2 separate regions of the Homo sapiens genome follow, and region 2 is linked to region 1. Evidence: chromatin contacts called from ENCODE Hi-C or POLR2A ChIA-PET data. All regions are on one chromosome and are shown on one strand. Each heading gives the region's core, a stretch centred on a gene start or an enhancer-like site at or near the end of the contact. The rest is flanking DNA. Distances are from core to core; before and after follow the strand shown. Region 1 holds the start of ATP1A3 (ATPase Na+/K+ transporting subunit alpha 3). Region 2 holds the start of LNROP (long non-coding regulator of POU2F2).

Region 1 (3,593 bases), core at 441-2,940:
TCGACCTTCACCCACCCACCCTCATACACCAAGCTCACTCCCTGTCCCTTGCCTGCGTCCCCCACATCTCCTATCCCATAGGTGGAGAGGATACCCACATTCTGAGAAAACTACAAGGTCAAATGCTCTCTGTCTCTCTCTCTCTCTCTTCCCCTTCTACCATCCCCAGGGAGAGTCTGGGGTGTTCCTCATAGAACAAAGTGGTGTTGGAGTGAGTGGGGAGGCCTCAACTTCTTGGGCTCCAGTGGGGTGGCTGATGGGGTGTTGTGTGTCGGCAGCAGGCCTGGGGTGTGGGTGCCGGCTGTGCATCTGTGTGTGTACATATACTGTGACGAGCTCTGTGTGTCATGTGGGTGAGGGCGTTGGGGTGTGTTTGGAGGTGCAACAAAGATGTCTGCGATAGTGCTGCAATAACGTGATGTGTGTATGTGTGGGAGGTGTGTGGGTGTCGCGTGACTTGTGTTTGAATTATTGTGCTATGTGTAAGTGTGTGCACCTTTTTGTCTGTCATTCACAGTTAGCATTGGCAACTTTGCACTGTGGGCCGTTGCTCATGCCCAAACACACTGGGGAGCAGTGTGTGTGAGGATGTGTGCGACATCGTGGGATCATGCAACGATGTCCACAAAGGCTGATGTAGTGTGTCTGGAGGCAGTGTGAGGCCTGTGCGTGTGTGATGGTGCTGAGTGCAGGTGTGTGTTGGTTTATGGGTTGCACGATGTGGGTTTCTATGTGAGATGGTGGGAGGTCAGGTGTGGTAGAGTGTGTGATGTGTGAGTCTGCGATTTTCTGAGTGTCGGTGTTAGTCCGCACAGCACTTTGTGGCTGTGATTATGAGTCTCTTGTGGTGTGATGGGTGTGTAAGGTGTGTGCCCTATGTGTGTTTCACTCTATGTTTGAGACTCTGTGTGTGGTGGGGTGGTGTTGTGTGTGTGAGGGTACATGCTGGCCTATGGTGGAATATGAGTGCAACCCTGTGGTGTGTGCGTGTCCCCAGCATCTGGGCTATCAGTGTGATGGTCCTGTGTAACTGTGACGCTGGGCATTTTCTGGGCCTCCTGGGGCCATCCTCCACCGTGTTGTGTCTCCCGTGTACCCTGTGTGGTTGTGGCTCATTGGATAGCTCAGGCGTAGTGGGGGGGCACCCACAGTGAGGGAATCTCAGGGCTCCTCCCGCCAGCACCCCTCCTCAATTGCAAGGCCTTTCTTGCTCTCTTGTGTTCCCTTCCAACTTCCCCTCCTGCAGGGCCCTCTCCCTGAACAGCACTACCCCCCGCCGTCTCCAGGGTCCCTGGTGCCACACTGCAGTGATTCACCGGGCTTCCCTCCCACCCCGTGTCACTACCCGCCCCCCCTCCCCCAGCGTACCCTTCTCGGTGATGGCACACCCCCACAATGAGAGGATTTCCGGGGTTTTCTTTCCCTGAGCGCCCCTTCTTGGAGGCCCTACTCCATATTGAGGGGGTCTCCAAGTCCCCTATTGCGGAGGTCTCTGGGAATCCCCCCACCCCCGCAGCGCTCCCCCTTCGCGGCCGCGCCGCCACTTTGCGGAGCCCAAGGGGAGGACAGCTGCAGTACCAGGGGCGGGGCCGCGGGCCGTCCGTCAGCACGGCGGCGCCCCTGATTGGCCAGCGCCGCCCCCCTCCCGCGGACGCGGGCATATGAGGAGGCGGAGGCGGCGGCCGCCGCAGCCTCTGTGCGGTGGGACCAACGGACGGACGGACGGACGCGCGCACCTACCGAGGCGCGGGCGCTGCAGAGGCTCCCAGCCCAAGCCTGAGCCTGAGCCCGCCCCGAGGTCCCCGCCCCGCCCGCCTGGCTCTCTCGCCGCGGAGCCGCCAAGATGGGGGTAGGTGCTGAGCCGGCTGGGCGCCGCTTCCGTGTGACATTGTGGGGCCGGTGACATTGGGTGTGCGCGGGGGGCGGGGGCACCGGGACCCCTGCGCTCCGGGGCCAGGCCTGCGAGACCCGGGGAGCCGGCTGACCCAGCCAATCCATGTGGTCGTGGGGCCGCAGGGGGCGGCGGGGGGTCTGTGGCGCACGTTGGCATGGCTTTGTGTGCGGAGATCCGCGAGGTTGTGGGCCAGCCCTCAGCATCTCCGCCTGACCTTGTGCGGTTGCATGTGCACAGTTGCATGTGCGTATGAGAGCTGCTGGCTCTGTCAGGCCCTGGCAGCGAGTGTGTGGGCCCCGTGGTGTCTGAAAGTCTGCGATCGCGTCTGGGTGTGTCTGTGAGAGCTCGTGTTAGTGCGTCTGGGGTTATTGAGGCCCCCCTGCTTCCCTGGCAGGGTGCGGATAGGTCCACGTTGTGGGATGGACACCAGATGACCTCTCTTTCTCCTTCCAGGCCTGGATGGGGGGACTCCGCAGTGTGTGTGTGTGTGTGTGTGTGTGTGTGTGTGTGTGTGTGTGTGTGTGCAGGCTCCGCAGTGTCGCAGCCTGGGGCTGCAGTGTGTGTGTGTGCAGCCCCTCATGTAGGGGAGCAGGCATGGGAGGCTGGGAGGAGGAGAGGAACAGGAGAGCCACGGTGGGGAGACTGAGTGCACAGCTGAGGGTGTGCGTGTGCAACTGTGTAGTGGGGAGCGTGCATGCCTGGCTGTGTCCTTGCCTCTGTGTCCGTGTGTCCTTGTCTGTCTGTGAGTCTCTCCAGCAGATGCCGCCTCCCTCCCTGGCTGACCACCTGACCCTTGCTGCAGCCCTGGATTCCTCCCTGTGTGTCTGGGGCGGGGCTGAAGGGAGGGGGAATCAGGAGAGGAGGGGGTGGGTGGGGGTAGGTGGGATGAAGAGGGCGGGAGAGGCCAGTGGAGGGAGAATAGGAGGGCTGGGGAGAAAGATGGCGGATAAAGGCTGATGGGCCCAGGGATGGAGGTGGGGGATGGGGCTGCAGATCTGTGGGGTGGGGCAGGGTGGGCCGGGGGGCTGGGAAGGAGGATTGGGTTGGGGCAGGACTAGGGGAGAGAAGGGAGAAAGGGGTAGTCAGTGATGGCTGTCAGGTAAGTGGGATGGAGGGAGGGAAGCTGTGGATGGATTGGGAGAAGACTGATGCTAAAAGCCCTAGAGAAGGAAGTTAGAGGGAGGTGGTCTTAGGAAACGGAGTGGGGACGAGAGGAGAAATGAAGGCAGCTTAGACATGGGAAGGAAAGACAGAGACACATGGAAAGACAGAGATGCTCTGAAAGAGACAGAGAAAGAGACATGGACATAGAGACAAAGAGACAGAGACAAGCAGAGAGACATGGCTGAGACACATGGAGAGACATTGAGAGAGAAAATGAGAAACTGAGGCTCAGAGGAAGAGACACAAGGACAGATATTTCCTATCTAGCGGCAACCACAGTCAGCCTGAGGGACAGGAAGAGGAGGCAGAGGGCAAAGGGGGAGGTCAAGGGAGGGATGGTCAGAGATGTGGGCCAGGTCCCCTGCGAGGGGGAAGGGAGGCCGGCCCAGGCGCAGAGGCTGCGGGAGCTGGCACCAGATCAGGGAGAGGCGGACAGCATGGAAAATGGCAAGGAGCTGCAGAGGCGGCCACAGCGAGACAGGCATGGTCCCCACCCTTGGAGGTGCTCCCACCCCGCAGCGCGCCCATCTGGGCC
Region 2 (3,593 bases), core at 551-3,050, 140 kb before region 1:
TGGGGTTGTTTCATCTCTCAGGGAGCGTATACAGCCTTCCCCGGCTCCAGGACTGAACTGCAGACCTGGCCGCACTGGAAGTGGGTGGTCCTTCTCTGCTGGCTCTAGGGGGCTGGAATGGGGTCACATCCAAAAGCGTGTTCCTGACGTGGATGATGTTGAGTCTGTCCAGGGTGGAGCATAAGGGTGGCTGGTGAGGTTTTGCCCCCCCCCATAATGTCCTATAGCCCCATTTCCAAGCCCCCCAAAACAAATCCTAACTGAAAACAAAGCTTACTGCGTAAATGTCGCTTTGAGACAAGGCTCCAGTGTCCACTGCTACCAGGCTGCTGTCGGGAAGACCCTCATGTATAGAAATCCTGTGGCCAGTTGCTGTGTGGTCTGTGGATCTCCTCTGTGAAATGGCCTTTACGATACGGGATGTTGTGGAGTGTAGATGCCGGGAAACGGTCACCTCTCGTGTGCATATATGAGAACTGCCAGTCCTTCCTGTTGTGCCCACCTGCTTGCCTGGGTGTGTCTGGGTGCACAGGGCACGTGTGCAGTCAGGGGAGGGCACTCCTGTAGTTGTGCCTGTAGTATACCCTTTCTGAGTGTGCCTGTGTGTGAGTGGGTGCGAGTGGCCAGGAAGTATGCTTGGGCACATATGTGTAGAAGTGCCCTTGTGCCCATGGGTCCATGTGAGGGAGTAGAGGAGGTATCAGTATATGGGAGTGACCATCGTCAGCAGGGAGGGCTGGTGTTGGGGCCTGTGCACATAGATGTGTTCATGCACGTGTGTGTGCACACGTGTGTGTGTGTGAAGTGCTGGGGTTCATCTGTAGAAATACTTGTGTGTGTGAGGGTGAGTCCAGGCGTCTGTGCATGCACCTGTGGTTTAGGGGGCCCCCCAGCCACGGGGCGCAGGATGTCCTGCGGGGCCCAGGCGGGCATGTGGGGTGTCTGGAGACGCCAGGCAGCCCCACAGCCTCAGACCTCGGGCACCAAGAGGAAGAGGGCAGCGGACTCGGGCGCGCCTTTGTCTGAGCTGCGGTGCGCCGGGAGTCCTGCGCCTTTGTGTGACCCTCGCAGGTGTGCGAGCGGAGGTGTTGGGAGGGTGTTGGGGAGGGGAGCGGAGGGAGGGGCTCCCTTCTCCGCAGCCGGCCCCGCCCTCCGGCCCATTGGCTGGGCGCTGCCGCCCTCTGGCGGGCACGGAGGGAAGCGCTGAAATGGGAGCGCCGCAGCGCGAAGAGCCAGCCGGCAGCCCGGGGACCTGGTGCTCCCCTCCACTGGAGCCGCCTCGGGCGCCCGCATTTGGCCGGCGACTTATTGTAGCCCCAGGCCAAGTCCCCGACCCACCGTCCCCACTACCACTGCCCACGGGCACCACTTCCTCCCAATGGTGGCACCCAACAGCTCACCTGCAGATAGGCGCAGGGCTTGCTTGATCTTCCCTGCCGCGGCGTGCTTTTAAGCTTCAACGCTTCTTGGCTCTGGGCCTTTGGGAAAGCTACTGCTCACCTCTCTGATCCTCAGTCTTTTCATCTGTAAAATGGGGCAAATAAGAGTGACCACCACATTGGAGATGGCACCTGTCAAGAGTGAGGCACAGGGTCAGGCATCGGCAAAGCCCTCTCTCCAATAAGCTGCTGGCTAGTGTTTTATTGTTGTTACTGCTGTGGACCCACCTTCTCTCCCAGACCCCCATTCCCTGTTCCAGACTTGTTTGCCTCCATGGGGGCGACAGAAGTCGGGGGGCAACTGTTGCAGGCACCTCTTGGATCGCAGCCGTAGGAGTCGGCTCTTCCAGCCTGCTTATCCTCTGCCCCACTAGCCCCCACCCCCCAGCACACACACATGATTTGGGGTGGGCCGGGCTGCCGGGGCGGGTCTGTGGGCCAGGGTATTTTCCCTTCTGAAGGGGGCGGACCGGCCCTGTGGTTTCCTCCCTGAGTGACTTCCGGCAGGGAGGGCTCGGCCCCCAGAGAGGGTGGGGAGATGACACAGTTGTTCCCCCAGCCCTGGCGGGGCGGGCAGCATGGTTCACTCCAGCATGGGGGCTCCAGGTAAGGGGGCTGGTGCCTGTGCCACTGCTCAGAGGACAGGCAGCACATTTAGGTTTGCTCTGCGGGCCCTGCCTGCCCCTCCTCCTCAGCTGTCTCCATTGTCCTTCTCCTCTGTACTCTAGCAACTCCCTCTCTCCCATGCCGGGTCCCCGCTAACCCCCACAGCTCCTCTTTGCCCTCTCTTTCCACATCAGGCACCGGAACTTCCAACATCTTCTCTTCTCTGTTGCCCTGTTCCGAAGGGTCTGGGGACGGGAGGGAGGGAGCTGGGTGTTGGTAGCGGGCCCTCATGTGGAGAACCAGTGGGGTGGGTGACATGGGCAATCCTTGGATAAGGGCTGCAAAGGGATTGGAATGCCAAGTTGCTGGACTTGGGGGATGTCATTCCCTTTTGAGTGTGTGTGTGCACATCTGGTACAGGTGTGCGTGTGCATGTGTGTGTGCAGTAGTTCTGAGTGCTCTGAGTGGGACTGCTGTGTGCTTGTGAGTGTAGGGGGCTGTTGTGTGTGGCATTGTGGGGTGATGATTGCCTGGCTCCCTTCTTCACTTCATTCACCTCAGATGTCACCTCCTCAGGGCAGCCTTCCCTGACCTCCCCATCTAAACTGGCACTGATCCTGTCACTCTCAGTCCCCTCACCCTGCTTTATCTTTTCTTCACGGCACGTATCACTGCTGGGAATTTCATTATGTGTTTGTTTGTGTGCTTATTAAATGCCTTCTCCACCAAATGTCAGTTGGCTGAGTGAACATTGTGCACCAGGCACTGTACAAGGTGATTTATAGCTGTTGGCTCATTTAGTAGAATGTGTATATGTCTGTATGGTGATGGCTATCACTCAGCAGTGTTGATGGGAGTCTTAAATGAGGTAATACATGTAGCATGCTTAGCACAGTGCCTGGAACATGGCAAGCACTCAGCCCTTCATGCCTGTTTCATTTGTGGCTGTGTAGGCATGACCATGGGCATGAGTCTTGGTTTGGTGGTGTGTGCTGTCCTATATGCGCCATTGTGTGCGGGCACCCGTGTGTCCTCCACCAACATGTATCTATTGAGTAGTTCTGTGTTGGGTGTTGGAAGTACAGTGGAAAGGGTAGCTCAGGTCTGTCCTCCTGGAGCTCCCAGTTTATTGGAGAAGACAGACCTGTCACCAATGACAGTACAGACAGGTCAGGGCTGGGATGGGGGAGGTCCAGGCAGAGGGATCAGGGCTGGGATGGGGGAGGCCCAGGCAGAGGGGTCAGGGCTGGGATGGGGGAGGCCCAGGCAGAAGGGTCAGGGCTGGGGTGGTGGGCACAGGCAGAGGTGTCGGGGTGGGATGGGGGGACAAAGGTAGAGGGGTTGGGGCTGGGATGAGGGAGGCCCCAAGCAGAGGGGTCAGGGCTGGGGTTGGGGAGGCTCAGGCAGAGGGGTCAGGGCTGGGATGGGGGGACATAGGTAGAGGGGTTGGGGCTGGGATGGGGGAGGCCCAGGCAGAGGGGTCAGGGCTGGGATAGGGGGACATAGGTAGAGGGGTTGGGCCAGGACGGGGAGGTATTAGGGGATCGT

The links. A loop is a pair of places that touch in the nucleus more often than their neighbours do. ChIA-PET counts read pairs that join two places held with the same protein, here RNA polymerase II (POLR2A). Pooled maps may share reads with other maps.
Region 2: a pooled map shows a loop between it and region 1 (2.2-fold over the local background). The contact joins the promoter of LNROP here to the promoter of ATP1A3 in region 1. A Hi-C loop is called at or near these places in 1 of 50 pooled maps. POLR2A ChIA-PET finds 5 or more read pairs at or near these places in 2 of 52 experiments (CD8-positive, alpha-beta memory T cell and H1).

The regions. Positions count from the first base shown.
Region 1 is chr19:41,992,327-41,995,919 of GRCh38, reverse strand. It overlaps ATP1A3 (ATPase Na+/K+ transporting subunit alpha 3), which reads left to right and starts at 1,690. Exons shown (of 23, transcript NM_152296.5): 1 at 1,690-1,849. The coding sequence starts at 1,844. RefSeq lists a silencer at 1,517-1,956.
Region 2 is chr19:42,130,836-42,134,428 of GRCh38, reverse strand. LNROP (long non-coding regulator of POU2F2) reads right to left here and starts at 1,800. Exons shown (of 3, transcript NR_038332.1): 1 at 1,668-1,800; 2 at 1,401-1,524. It overlaps POU2F2 (POU class 2 homeobox 2), which reads left to right and starts at 1,983. Exons shown (of 15, transcript NM_001394376.1): 1 at 1,983-2,045. The coding sequence starts at 2,018. MIR4323 (microRNA 4323) reads left to right here and starts at 916; the gene lies at 916-984. RefSeq lists an enhancer at 712-761 and a silencer at 1,042-1,301.